Regions from separate parts of the Homo sapiens genome. Here all the other regions are linked to region 1. A link is a loop called in an ENCODE intact Hi-C map of the cell type or tissue named here. Cell type or tissue: Calu3. All regions are shown on one strand.

Evidence for each region. Hi-C counts contacts between places; a loop is a spot of excess contacts. Peaks named below come from ENCODE experiments on the same cell type or tissue, not always from the same donor. Only the 100,000 strongest peaks of a DNase experiment are listed, where the experiment ranks them.
Region 2: a loop joins it to region 1, with 3 times the contacts of the local background. A loop is called at or near these places in 2 of 110 quality-filtered maps.
Region 3: a loop joins it to region 1, with 6 times the contacts of the local background. A loop is called at or near these places in 8 of 110 quality-filtered maps.

Annotation. Positions count from the first base shown.
Region 1 is chr5:57,434,014-57,439,013 of GRCh38, reverse strand. The region is part of intron 1 of RMEL3 (enriched in melanoma 3); the gene reads right to left. Among named protein-coding and RNA genes, the nearest start is that of RMEL3, 41 kb to the right of the region's middle. In Calu3, no CTCF peak of the experiment used is centred here; DNase peaks (open chromatin) are centred at 2,733, 3,013 and 4,503.
Region 2 is chr5:57,821,966-57,826,965 of GRCh38, reverse strand. No RefSeq gene overlaps it. Among named protein-coding and RNA genes, the nearest start is that of LINC02225, 75 kb to the left of the region's middle. In Calu3, no CTCF peak of the experiment used is centred here; DNase peaks (open chromatin) are centred at 1,655 and 2,745.
Region 3 is chr5:57,335,970-57,340,969 of GRCh38, reverse strand. No RefSeq gene overlaps it. Among named protein-coding and RNA genes, the nearest start is that of RMEL3, 57 kb to the left of the region's middle. In Calu3, a CTCF peak has its summit at 2,681 (motif pointing left); a DNase peak (open chromatin) is centred at 2,659.

The sequences.
Region 1 (5,000 bases):
GGACATATGGCCTCATTACTGAGCATACAGCCATCAGAATGAAATCAGGGTCTGTACTAAATGAAAAGGGGATATGGATATTGGTTAGGCAACAAGCAGTCTCTGGCCATAGAAGGAAACTAAATTTCATTGAGCATCAACTCCCCGCCAGACACTTCACATAGATTTTCTCATTTGACCCTTGTAGCAATCAAGAAAGATTTAAATGTTGTTACTACATTTATACAGAAAGAAATGGGATCGAAGAGAATAAGCAACACCATTCTTCATACAGGGAAACAGATTTAAAACAGATCTAACTTCAAAACTTGAACTCTATCCATAACATCATTCAGCCTCCAAAGTTTCCTCTAAGGAAAAGTATTTTGTAAAAGTTCAAGCATCATGTGCCACGTATACCTTTAAGACTTCTGTTGTATTAATACTTGAAATTATGTCTCAGTTACTTCCCTGGAGAAAGCAACGAACTCGCTTCAATTATTTTGTAAAAATAGAAATAAAACTGCGTATCATTTCAGTTGGTAGAAGAGGAACAGTCACTGAACATATATATATCCTGGTTACTGATGTGTCCACGTTTTGAAAGCATTTCCTGGCCTTCCTCTCCAACAGTCAGGATAAACAGTCAGTAAAGGTCATTCTGCAGAAGGCCGACTGTCACCCTGAGTAATATCTATCCCTCGTGTTTCAACCCCTTTTCCTGCAGCCACAGATTGTTTATATTAAAAAGAGAAGATGATCTTTATGTTTTCTCTCTTCTTGACTCATTTTGAAAGGAGGTATGGCAGAGAACATAGAGGAATTGCATCCAAATCCTATAGCTACATTTGCATCCTGGGTCCATTCCAGAAATCTGAGTGTTAAGAGAGTGAGGAGGTGCAAAGCAAGGAAGGAAACAGAAATGCTTGAACCCCCATAAACAGGCTCTTCAGCATTGTGTTTATTCTCCTTCCTCCAGTTCATTTTCCTGCCCTAAGGAGAAGACAATCCTGATTTGCAAAAACTAGGAATAAATTGTTGTCTTTGCACTTTTTTTCTACAATGTGACCCTCGGTGCATATAGACACACACCTGGATTATAACAGGCCTTGCTTTGCAGGGCCCTTTGAATGGCAGATACAGAGGCTGAGCATTCAGGCACCCAACATATTATGACTTCTACGGCCTTTTCAAGTGACCCAGAATACTTGCTCCCCCCAGCCCCCACCAGCAACATTTCTTTTGGAAGACCAAGTCATTTATGCCACTTCCAAGATACCACAAATTACCTATGAGTATTCTTTCCTGAGAGCTGGTTTTGATTTGATAGAAAAGAGAAAATGGAAACAGCACAATGGGGACAACACAAGGGTGGGAAAAGACAGCCTGGTGGCTTCAAGATGAACTTTCTTACCTTACAAGTTTTTCTAATGGATTAATGTAGCAAAAAAAAATTTATACACTTCACACAGCTTCTCTGAAGGGAAGAGACTTTTGATGGCTTAAGAAAATGGCACAAAAAAGACTGGGGGAGATGAGGTATTTTCAAAGTACAGAATGCATAAGGGTGGTGGGGGGTAAAGGTGGCAGATGAGACATGAGAGAATAGGCATCTGACAATTGAGAAGAAGAAACTTTTGGGAGTCAAGAGGGAGAATCGAAAGGAGGCCTAAGGCTCCCCATCCACCTGCTACACAGCATCTCCTAGACCTGGCACTAAATCACAGCTTTTCCAAAGGGTGAATTTGTACTAGGGGCTACCTGGACTTCTAGCAGTGAGATGAGGGCAAAATTTAACACAAGGAAATACAGGAGGGAGTCATTTCAGGTCGGTAACATAGAGGAAATAGATTGGTTGGACTCGTTCCACCTACATTGGAGGCTCATCAGTGGGGTTTGTGTGTTTTCTACAGCAGGTGAGAGCCAGCCCTGAAAGATGATGGGAAGTCAGAGTGGAAAGACCTAACAATAGTGTTCTACAAATGTATCAAAGCTACAAAGGAACAGTATTCTCAATGTACCTTTGATATATTTCAGTGCTGTCCTAAGACCCAGGTAAGAGGGGTCCTGCCTTAGATACCCAACTGTGCCTATGACCAGTTTATATCAGTCAAGGAGCCTGCACAGCCAAGGTGAATCACATCCCCCTTTGATACCACTCTCTGGGTCCTGAAGACTCTGGAGTTTCTTGCCCAAACATCCCAAGCCTGCTTCCAGGTCTTATGTGGGCTTCCTCCCAGATGTGACCTCTTAAGAATAAACTGCACAGCTGGTGTATGCCACTTAACCCCAAGAGGCAGCTGTTTGGAGGAGGAGTGGATAGAACTGGAATGTGGGCACACAAGGCCCATTCAGGTATTGATTGGAGTTGATTCCAAGAAGGGAAATGAATGGGTCAGGTCGGAGATGCATTCTCCCACACTACACCATTGTAGTACTCCATAGAGATTTTGAGAAGTCACAATTTTAATCAGACTTTCCAGTTTATTACTAAGATATGTTTATAGTTTATTTAACATCTTTCAGCCTGACTTACAAATTTCAATATTTAGACATAGGGTACATAGGCTTCCATTTGAACTCTTTCCCTAGACCTCTCAAATTTGAAGATGGGTCCACTGTGTTTCACTAAAATCTCTCCACTCCACGATGAGGAGATCACTAGACCCAAAGGCAGGATATAGAGGGTTCTGTCTAGGTTCTGTCACTAGCAATCAGTGTGCCTGGCGGTGCCATGTGAACTCCCTCGCTTCAGAGTCCCCTTAAGGCTATTGGGCTAGAAGTTTCAGTAAGTTCCTCAGTGAACAAGGAAATCTAGGGCATAATTCACCAACAGGGAAATGGAGCAAGGAAGGGTTTTTCCAACTTTAAGGTACAACCAGAATGAATGCAGAAATAATTCCAATATCCTGCTTTTGTGCTGTACCTTTTCCATTGAGAGAACTGTTTTGAACCAAGGTCTGAATCATAAGAAGGAAATACTCCCACAGACCTACAGCTATGGAAATTCTTGCACTCCTCGACCCACATGATCACATTTTTCTGTGATTAGTACAAGGTTTCTCAGATAGGTGTTGTTTGCATTATAGAAATGCTTCCAAAATCAATAAGAAGTATTATACCTTATCTCTCTCCAGATGGGAAAAACAATAAAGAATGTTGTAAACCGTGCCTGGGAGGCTGAGAAGTGCATACATTCATGTCAAATACAAAGTGACCACAGCCCAGGACATAGCATTCATCAGACCTCACTGTAGAAGCCAGTTCTTTCAGAGGAACCAGCCCAGAGAAACCACATTACAGAAAGATAAGACTAAGAAATGATTTTGTTTTCCTTGCCACATGTTCTACTCCAAATAGGAAAGAACATCAGAGAGCTAAGATCCCATTAAAATTTATGGGAGTCTATGGTTTCCATGGGAGAACAAGCTTGATTTTATTTGAGTTATACTATAAATCTCTCATCTTTAAGTTGGAAGAAGTGCATAGAACAGAATATGGCAGAGAAGCCACAGCCCAAAGTGTAGACATAAATTATATCAAATGAGGACAAAAGGTAACTACTTGGGTGGCACAACATGTAGGGTGGTGTTATAGTCCGTAGAAATCGAAGACACTTAACTCATTGCAATAGGCATGGTCCAGACTATAATGATGGCATTAGGAATAGAAGGATGAAATGTAATGCGAGAGGGGAAAAGTCAGTGTTGTATTTGGGAAAAGAAAAAGGATGAAAAAATAATTATAAACAATGACCTTGAGTAAGTGGAAGAATGATGCCACCAACAGAAATGAAGAAGTCTGAGAGGGACCAGGAGAAATCCATTTAGACATAAGTTTGAGGTGGCAACTGGGCATCAAAGTGGAGCTGTCGGGTAGACATCTGCAAATTTGAGGCTGAAGCTGAGAAAAGAGAACATAGTTTGAGCTGTGGATTGGGAGTCATTCAAAATTTATGTCAGAGATGAAGCCACAAAAGCAACGATATGCTAAAAGGAAAAAGTTAGTAGAGCCTAAAGAACTATGGGTTAAGAACACTGTTATGGAGTGGAAACAATAAAATGGAGCCAGAAGAAACAAAAAAAAAAGAGAACGAGAGAGAAAAAATGGTACCTGGAGAGCTAGGAAGAAGAAGAGAACCAGATCAGGACAGTTATGGAGAAGAAAATTTCAAGAACAAGAGTGCAGCCAGATTTAGGTTAAGGAGAAAGAAACCTGAGAAAGTATATGGGCATCATTTAGAGGGAAAGTCAGAGCTAATACCAGGATGACACATTGAGAATAAGAGAAGAGAAATTATCAATAGCAAGCATGCACTACTCTTTTGAGAAGTTTGGCACGTCTCAAAAAAAAAGGAATAACAGCAAGGGATAAGCAGCAGGGGTTACATGAGTATGATTTTAAGGAGAAGGGAACACCAACCAAGTACCTAGCATACAGAGGTGGTGGGTCACTGAGGCCATTCTTACTCCAGGAATACCTGAATGAATGGGTTACACCACAGTCACTGGGCAAGTGCCAAATGACCCCCATCGTAGTCCAATCCTGCTTCTCTGCTGTCAGAGCTGATTAGACTTGAGTGTCTGGAATGTGCCTGGATTTTCTCAGAGAAAGGAGCAATAGAAACACAAGACATTGTGATAAGCCACACATGCATATGAAACAAAAGTTGGCCAGAGCGATTCCAAAGGTAAAGGTTGATCTTTATGGGAAATGACTCAAATGTCCCCATGGACCTATTAAAATAGGGATTTCACAGACTTGAGTACAATAGGCTATCAATATGGATTTGAGACACAGGAAATTTAATTGTGACCGCAGCTCTGCCATTTTCTTTGGGTGACTCAGGACAAGCTCCTCAACTTCTGAGTTCTAATTTTCTTAACAGAAAAAATAAATAATACCTCCCTGACCTATCATACAGTGTGTTGGGAGATAAAGATACTTTAGAAATTACAGAGGTCTCCACAAATGGGTATTTTGCTTCTTTTGTGGTACTATTGAAACAAATAAAATTGTAT
Region 2 (5,000 bases), 390 kb before region 1:
TCAAGGATGCAGAGATAGTTCTAAAGAGGTTTAAGAGTAGTAAAGGCAGGTGCAGTGGCTCATGCCTGTAATCCCAGCATTTTGGGAGGGCAAGGTGGGAGTATCACTGGAGCCCAGGAGTTCGAGACCAGCCTGAGCAACATGGTGAAACCCCATCTCTACTAAAAATACAAAAAAAAAAAAAGTTAGCCAGGCATGGTAGTGCATGCTTGTAGTCCTAGCTACTTGGGAGGCTGAGGTGGGAGGATTGCTTGAGCCAGGAGGCAAAGGTTTCAGTGAGCATGGGTGACAGAGCAAGATCCTGTCTCAAAACAAAACAAAACAAAACAAACAAACAAACAAAGAGATTAGATCAAGCTGTAAATTTGCTGTCTTAGGTAATATGAAAAGCTGCAAGTGGAGATAAGGAGCTGAAGCGATCATTCATGAACACTAACCTCTTAGCTGGGTGGAGAAAAATGGCAAGAAGCAGCTGGGTGTGGTGGCTCACGCCTGTAATTCCAGCACTTTGGGAGGCCAAGGATGGTAGATCACCTGAGGTCAGGGGTTCGAGACCAGCCTGGCCAACATGGCGTAACTCCATCTCTACTAAAAATACAAAAATTAGCCAGGGGTGGTGGCCCATACCTATAATCCCAGCTACTCAGGAGGCTGAAGTGGGAGAATCTCTTGAACCTGGGAGGCAGAGGTTGCAGTGAGCTGAGATCACACCATTGCACTTCAGTCTGGGCAACAGAGCAAGACACTGTCTCAAAAAAAAAAAAAAAAGGCTACAAGCAACCCAATTATTATCCATTTACCAAAGCATAGTAAACCCAATGTTATCCAGGATACTAATCTTGTTCAGTGTTTTATCAGCATCACAATACAATGGTTTTAAATTAAATTTAAATGCAACAAGCATTCCTATTCATGAATACCATCACCAAGCTATGAATGAAGCTAGAGATCTTCTTCAGATTGCTAGAGAAGCCAAGATAAAAGCATAGATTAGGAACACCTATAGTGACCCAGAGAGTACCACCATTTCTCAACTCTTCTCAGATAGGACTCTGGAGATGGCTTAGTGATTCTTCTCTTAATGCTATTTAGATAATGCAAAAACATGGGCCTCAACATGGAGCATCTGAAGGTGGAATATATCCAAACAACAGGCAGAGTCCTGCCTAACACAGGATTAACAAACTTGATACAGACATGGAGTTGTTCTTCTGCAGAGCTGCAACAGACAAGTTAGCTAAGTGATTGTTTGAGAGCTTCTTCTGAAATAGAAGGAAGATTCACTCATTCGTCTCTGGGCTCAGGGGAGGAAGAATTTGAACCCAAGTTTTACTAATAATCCTTCCATTTTGTTGAAAATATTGACCATTAAATGCTACATATTAAAATTGTTATCAGGAATCAACATATAGTTCAAGTCATCAAGTTTATCAGTCAAAGGGTAAAGAGAATAGGAAAGAAAGGATCAAAGAGAGACTGGAGAAGCACTACAGGAGTGGGAAATTATGGGCTGTGCAGGCTAATGAATCTGTATCAGATTCAACAACTTCCTAGCTGAATGGCCTAGAGCAAATTCCTTAACTATCGAGTTTCCTTTCTACAGTGGTCAATGGAGGCAAGACACCTATTGTAAAGAGTAGTGATGCAGAACAAATGAGATAAATTATGCTTATTGGCTGGCATGCAGAGCCAGGGTCTACCCATGTGTAAAGGAATGTGGTTGAGGAAGCAAGCAAATATGTAGTGGTTGGATTAAATATTTATATAAGTTCCTGAATGTAGAAATAGTTGTAAAATAAACCATTTCAGTAGACTCACCAGCAACTGCTTTTCTACTTTAAAAAATTACACTTTGTTATGCACTCATGAAATGTACTAAAACTATTAGCAAGACACACCCAACTGGCAGCTGCGGGAAAGAGGAATTAGGAATAAAGGCTTTTGGCTCCATGTTTTCTTCCTGAACCAGGTGTTACCATTAACAAGACATTCTCCATATTCTTTTCATCTTTGCATTTATCATGTTGAACTGATACCAAATGGAGGGGACGAATTTGTAGGAGTATGGTTTTTCCCCATGCTCTGTCCTCTCCACATCCACAGGCACCCAGATACATAGACACACACTCCACACACACAGACACACTCCTCCCCAGAGACACATATGCAATCATAGATACACATATATTCACACATACGCCCTTTTCAGACTGTCTTGACCCACACATAATCTCACTTAACTTATTAGGAGATACAAGGGTTTCTAAATGATTTCCAAAAGAATATATATACTTCTTAAAAAATTTATAGACTAAATTTTAAAAATTATTTATGATTTTCCCAAAAACCAGCTATACTTTTCTTTTTACTTGACATTAGGTTATGCTGCTTAAACAAATAGAAGATGTATCATAAGTATCATACCAGTTACTGGATTTAAATCTGATAATTTTTTTTTTTAGCTACTAAGATAGTCAACAGGAGAAAGTTCTGTTCAAAATTGAATACTTGGCAATGAATTTTAATAATAGATTGGTATCTGTATTCTATAGGTGTGCAGTACAGATTATTGTAAAGGAAAAAAAAACAATCCTGCATTTCATCTATGACCGAAGACAGGGAAAATATGACAAAGAAAGAAACAAGACAGCCTACTCTCCTTATATAGGGAGTAGAAGCAATGGAATGAGGTGGAGATGATAGTAATTGAATGAACAAGGCTACCGACAGAGTGACTCTCAGGATAGTCATGCAGACCAGGCAGCAGCCCAATGATTAGAGAGCACCACCTTGAACCACAAAGCTTTCATATTTCCATAGTGAGAAAGAATCAATATGTGGGAACAGAACTTGAAAAGACTAGTATGAAAGTGCAGAATTACAAGAGTTTTCTCAAATACATGTGTTATATTTGATCCATGACTACACAAACCTCTGAGGAAAGTCCCACCACTGCATTTGACAACCATTCTAAGTGCAGAGAAAGAAGAGATTGTTTAACATATATTTTGTAGAAAATATTGTTCCATTGACATATATGCTGTTAAGCAATGCACAGAAACATCTCCCATTAGCTCTTATTCTGTGTTCTCTCTATTCAACAATAATTTCAGTTCATACAGTGACCCTCTTCCACAATACTGTGCATCCTGCCTTGCCTAGTACATTGCTGTACACAGTTTGTTATTTAATGCCAAAAGGGGACATTTAGTTCACTTTTCTTCAGTACTTTAATTATGCTGAAGACTCCAGTGTTAATGGTGAATACAGGAAAGACTTCAACTAGGAGTGATCATATAGACCAAGTAGCAGCTATGGTCTAAAATCAACATGTTGGGAGGATTAAATGAGATAATGTCTGTGAAAGTACTTGTAAAAGGGAGCACACTAATAACTGTTATGAAGACATGGTTGGTAAATTTAATAGATGCAAATATAAATTTCTTGCATCCACATTACAATACATCCATTGTATGAACAACAGATGAGAGAGACCTGTCTGGAGAGCATTTCAACAGAAACCAGAAGTCTCACTTGGCTGGTGAAAAGGTTTAGGTAATCTGTAATTATAGGTAGGTAGATCACATCTGGGCTATCGTATTTATTTTGGGGAGCCACGTTTTAAGAGTGTTCAAGAGTGTATGATCAAACTGGACCTCACTCCTCACTCTCATAGAAGAGAGTGGCCAAGTTAAAGAGAAGTTAAAAGCTTTTATCATATGGGGCGTGGTTGAAAGAGATGGAAGTAAATAGCTGTCCTCAAACATTTGAAGAAAACAGAACTAGGATGAGGTACAAAAGGACAAAACAAAATTGAGGTGGAAGTTACATAATGGTAGAATTCAGCTCAATATAAGAGAAAACTTCTAATCATGAGAACTCTCTGAAAATATATAATAGATTGGCCCTCTCTTCCTTCATTTCTTTTTCCTCCTTCCCTTTCTCACTCCCTCTCTCCCTCCCTTCGTCCTTTCCTCCCTTCCTTTTTCACTAATTACAACACTGACCTTTTCAGAGCAGTCTCTGAGTGTCTACCACATGGTGAAAGGTACTTCCTCAGCGTGGCTGCCATGTTCTGTAGTGTGTGTTTCTATCCACTGGCCATGGCTGACTGGAACAGGAATGGCGCCAGCCAATGAGCTGGCTGAGCCTGAAATACCTGCCTAAAAGAGGCCCTCTATTCAGGATAATGGTTAATGAAGCCAAACAGATTCTCTCTATTTCCTTTTTTCTTTCTTTTTTATTTTTTTTGAGGTGGAGTCTCACTCTGTCGCCCAGGCTGGAGTGCAGCGGCATGATCTCAGCTCACTGCAGCCTCCACCTCCTGGGTTCAAGCAATTCTCCTGCTTCAGCCTCCTGAGTAGCTGGGATTACAGGTGCCTGCCACCACACCTGGCTAATTTTTGTATTTGTAGTAAAGATGAGGTTTTACCATATTGGCCAGGTTGGTCTCCGAGCTCCTGACCTCAAGTGATCCACCCTCCTCGGCCTCCCAAAATGCCGGGATTACAGGTGTGAGCCACCATGCCCGTCTGATCCTCTCTCTTTTAAAATTGGATTTTTATAGGCACATAAAAAGAATCTTCTAGTTGACAGCAGCCGGAGAAGTAGAAACAGAGAGAACAAGAGCAAGACAAGAGGAAGATAAGGAGCAAGAGAAAACCTGCAGCAACAGGGAACCAGGCAGAGGTGAAGAGTCAGGATCAATGAAAACAGGATTTAAGAAATGCTGGTTTAATATCGTATGTAGATGACAAATTAACAGTTATAGGTCTGTGTCCTGACTAGTATTCAAGGGTCTGATGTGGAGGCTTGACTGTGATGTTAGTTGTATCATCCATGGTTCCACTTATAAGATCTTTTCTTTCTCTCTAGTTTCCCATGTGTATTAATACTTAGTTCCCAGTTACAGAGGTAACAGGATCATGTTTCACGGTAAACTTTCAACTTGAAGGAGTTCTAGCACTATTACAGTATAATATGGATAAACAAAAAGAGAG
Region 3 (5,000 bases), 98 kb after region 1:
CCCTGCTTCCTTACTGAAGTCATTCTCAGGAGTAATTTAACCTGCATGAATTATTTTTGTCACATTGATACAAAGGTTAAGAATGTGGCTCTTGGGGTAAGCTTAGCTGCCTTGCTTCAAATCCCAGCTTGGACATGTACTCTATGTGTGCTTGTGGGTAAATTACTTAACCCTTCTGAGACTTAGTTTGCTCAGCTATAAAAAATGGATAATAATAATACCTCTATCATAGCTTTATTGTGAGAATTAATGAAACATTACACAAAAGGTACTTAGAATGGTAACTGGCATTTAGTAAATCACTTAATAACTATTATCTATTACTATTAGAAAAAAATCCCACAGTAAGAACTTTTTTAAAACACCTGCATTACTTTTAAGATCTAAAGTGCAAAGAGATTGTCTTTTATATTTAAAAAGCTAAAATAGGCTGGGTGCCATGGTGCACACCTGTAATCCCAATACTTTGGGAGGCCAAGGCAGGTGGATCACCTAAGGTCAGAAGTTTGAGATCAGCCTGGCCAACATGGTGAAACCTCATCTCTACTAAAAATACAAAAATTAGCCAGGCGTGGAGGTGGGCACCTGTAATCCCAGCTACTTGGGAGGCTAAAGCAAGAGAATCGCTTGAACCCAGGAGGTGGAAGTTGTGATGAGCCAAGATCGCACCACTACACTCCAGCCTGAGTGACAGAGTGAGACTCCATCAAAAAAAAAAAAAAAAAAAGCTAAAATATGCCATTTAGATTCCCAAAAGCAAAGCCACAAAGATTAGGTATATTTCTCACAAAACCCCAAGTGGGATTACTTACCAACTTCTCCAAGCCCACTTCTCTAGGGTATTTCCACTGTCTTATATTTTTTTAAGTCCATCAGGGAAGGGGAAAATATACATTTATGCTTTAAAATGCCCAGAATATCACCAAAGAAGACATGAGAAATAGGGAATGGTGGTCATATCCAGAAAGGGCAATACATTAAGAGAGTAGGAAAGAAGGAAGAGGGCTTAATTTTGACTATATATCCTTTCGTACCTTTTTAAATTTGAAACCATGAACACACATTATAAATTCATTAATAAAAATTTTTTCAAAGAATGTGAATGCTCAAGATGATACAGTGTAAAGTAAAAAATGCTAGACTAGTACCCAGGAGACCTGGACTCTATCACTTACATGTTATGAGATCATGGCGAGACACTTATTATCTTCTGGGATTTTGTAGCTGTAAAATAAAGGAATGAATGCCTCCCAAGCCACCTCACTGGGTTTATGTGAGGGTCAAATGAGATTATAGAGCTGCTTTCCAAAGTACAAAGCATTATACAAATATAAGATATCATTATTATTACTGGAACCAGGTCTTCCTTGGTTGTTTTGGCTCCTGGAATCACAAAAGAAGACTGAAAAATTTGGCTTCAAGAATCAGGAGTCGCCTAATAGAGGGAGTAGATTATATCCCTTTTCAAGTTAAAGCCCACATTATAACATCCTTCACTTCCACTCCCTAATTCCATCACCATAGAAAATAAAGTCTAGGCTGGGTGTGGTGGCTCAAACCTGGAATCCCAGCTCTTTGGGAGGCCAAGGTAGGAGGCTTGCTTGAGCCCAGAAGCTGCCCGAGCAACCTGATGAGACCTCATCTCTACAAAAAATTTTAAAAATTAGCTGGCCATGTTGGTATGCACTTGCAGTCCCAGACAAAGTACGACTCTGAAAAAAAAAAAAAAAAAACTTTGGTCTAAATCCTAATCCTCCCCCTACATGTTCAACACCAATAGATGCGATGTCACAATGTGCTATGTACCAATTAGGATAGAGGTGAAAGATCCCAGCTCTATCTGATTTCTCTAATCAGAAGAGGAAGCTGTGCAAACATTCAAAGGCAAAGAAGAATACCTCTTTGCCACTTGGCCCTGTCGATAAATAGGAAAACTCAAGATGTCAGAGAAAAGGGCAAAAGCCAAGAATGGTTTTGAACCCTCTGGGGATCAGGCCTCTGCCCCTGGAGCTGAATGTCATGTGCAGTTAGCCTCAAGCCCAGCTAACCAGCTCTCTCCAGCCTCCCAAACAGTTTCTGTTGCATTAAAAAAATCTGTTGTAAACTGGTGCTTGAGAGGCTCACCTATTAATCTTTTCTGAAAATGTCACTTTTACAGGTTTTGCTTTGTAAGAATAAATCAATATTTACTCAGCATTTATTGTGTGTAAGGTTCTTTGAAATATGTAATCTTGTTTATTCATCAAAACCTATAAGAAAGCTACTATTCACCCTGGTTTACAGTTAAGAAGCCTGAGATTCTGAGAGTCCTGCCGGAAATGCTTCATCATTGTTCTGCCAAGGTTTGAATCCAGGTATCCAGCACTAGATCCAGTGCTTCTTCTCTTCATCTTGGTACTCCAGAAATTAAATTTGCCATGGAATATCCTCAAACATTGAGACATCATATGTGAAATATTTAGCTGCAATATACAAAGAGCCACAGTAAAAGCAAAATTCACACCGTGAATCAGATACTTGAGGTTAAGGCATAAGCTTAAAATGCAGATAACCAGAGGCAGTGTGGGCAACAGTTAAACTCCACCCTGTTCTGCCCATCAGTGCTGGAGGTGATTATGGCCCCTCCTAGGGTCACTGCACACGGTTGTGCAGGTTGCATGCCAATTCACAGTATATATGAATGGTGCCCCCTACAGGTACCAGTGCACATCCTCAACAACTGTCTGCAGCAGTCCAACTTCCCTTTAGGTATCACTTGCAATTGTGACTACGAAAGGTCAAAGTCTAATTCTGTTTGGAAAGATAAACTCACCAAACTCTATATTCAGTGAATTTGCACTGTTATTCAAGGTATGTTGGAGGGAGACAAAAAAAAACTGTGGAGTTTTGCTCTTGTTGCCCAGGCTAGAGTGCAATGGCACCATCTCAGCTCACTGCAACTTCTGCCTCCCAGGTTCAAGCAATTATCTTGCCTCGGCCTCCTGATTAGCTGGGACTACAGGCATGCGCTACCACGCCCAGCTAATCTTTTGTATTTTTAGTAGAGACAGGGTTTCATCATATTGGCCAGGCTGGTCCCAAACTCCTGACCTCAGGTGATCCACCTGCTTCAGCCTCCCAAAATGTAGGGATTACAGGCATGAGCCACCACTCCCTGCCAAAAATAATTTTTAAGACTAATTTTAGCCTACAAATTATCTGTGATTTTGTTATTTTAGGTAAGTTGGAGAGGCTAACTAATAAGAGATATAGAAACAACCATCACTAAATGACGTATTCAAATGAACACTGAAGCCCAACACATCGCTTTACAAACAAATCACACTCCTTGTCCCAGACCTAGCGCTCCAAATTCCCAAAAATCAAATAAGTGTTTTTTGTTGTTGTTGTTTGTTTTGCTTTGTTTTGGGACAGAGTCTCACTCTGTCGCCCAGGCTGGAGTGCAGTAGTGTGATCTTGGCTCACTGCAACCTCCGTCTCTTGGGTTCAAGCGATTCTCCTGCCTCAGCCTCCTGAGTAGCTGGGATTACAGGCACGTGCCATCACACCTGGCCAATTTTTGTATTTTTAGTAGAGACGGGGTTTTGCCATGTTGGCCAGGCTTGTCTCAAACTCCTGACCTCAGGTGATCCGCCCACCTCGGCCTCCCAAAGTGCTGGGATTACAGGCATGAGCCACCACGCCCAGTCCAAAAATCAATGTTCTAAACTCATCCAAATCTCTGACACCCAGAGGAAGTCAGGGAATTAGGTCATCATTGTCAGGGCTTTGCATTTACCTCCCGAAATTCAGGGCTAAAGGAACTGAACCAGGGTAATTCCAATCTCTCAAACCCTACAGCAGCTAACATCTTCCATGAAAACGGGAGTATCTGGTACCCAGACATCAGGGTTCCACTGAGAAGCAGATGGCACACTTGAAATAGCATACTCTCAGGAGGATATACTTGCAAAGCTGTAGGCGTAGAGGAGCCACAGAGATAGTGCTGTAACCTGCAGTTTAATAGTTAGTAGAACTGTGACTGACTAGGCCTAAAAAGAGAGGGGAAGTTACCAAAGAAGAGACTATGCAGACACCACACCTTGAGAAGACCTGTGACCTTCCGTAGATGCACACAGAGGTTCCAGGCAACCTATCTGGCAGGGAGCCAGGGGAATCAATATTTGACCTCATTCATCCCTTCCTTCTCATCTCCTCCTGGGATTCCTTCTTCACTGGACAAACCCAGAGGATGAAGACATGGAAACACTTTGTGGGTCCATACAGGCCAGTTTTTCTGAGCAGAAAGACAGATGCAAAAAGGTGGAGAATGGGGAGGGGAGATGGAGGGACCAGGGACAAAAGGAGGCTGGCACAGCAGTTGAACTATCTTTAGAACAGAATTTGTCCCTCTTGAATTTCTTCATCTGTCTCTGAATCTCTTTTCTACCTTTATGTACATGACCTGTTAGCAGACCTTTAGAGTTAAGTACTAAGTTTATTCTGCTTTTTTTATTTTTTCAATTTTGGGGACAGAGTTCCAAAGGCATCTCACAAATTCACTCCACGCTCAAGTCATTTTTCCATCAGCATATGGCCCTTGGGAAGATCATATTTGAAAAGGGATATTTTCAAAAAGGGTATTTCAAATACTTTCAAAATGCATACTCAAAAAAGATCATATTTCTTGCCATTTGGGGAAATAGGTGTGTGTAAGTACCTTCAACTCTTCCTAAATAAAGTGCTTTGAATCTGCAGCCTGGGTCTGAGGGGCAGTCTTGTTGGTAATTCCCTCCCCAGCTTACCCAGCAGGGCCACAAGTGGTCTTGCATCGGAAGCTTGGAAGAAAACAGCAGTGATGCCCTGGGTTGAATGTTCCTACTCCACTGAATTGTTACTTGATTTCCCCCTAATTTCTTTCTAGAATTATATTTTAAGGCCTATTATTTTATTCCATCAGGACCATGAGATAAAATGTTCAATCACCCCAGCTAAGGAGAACATTCCTGGGGCAGCAGTCT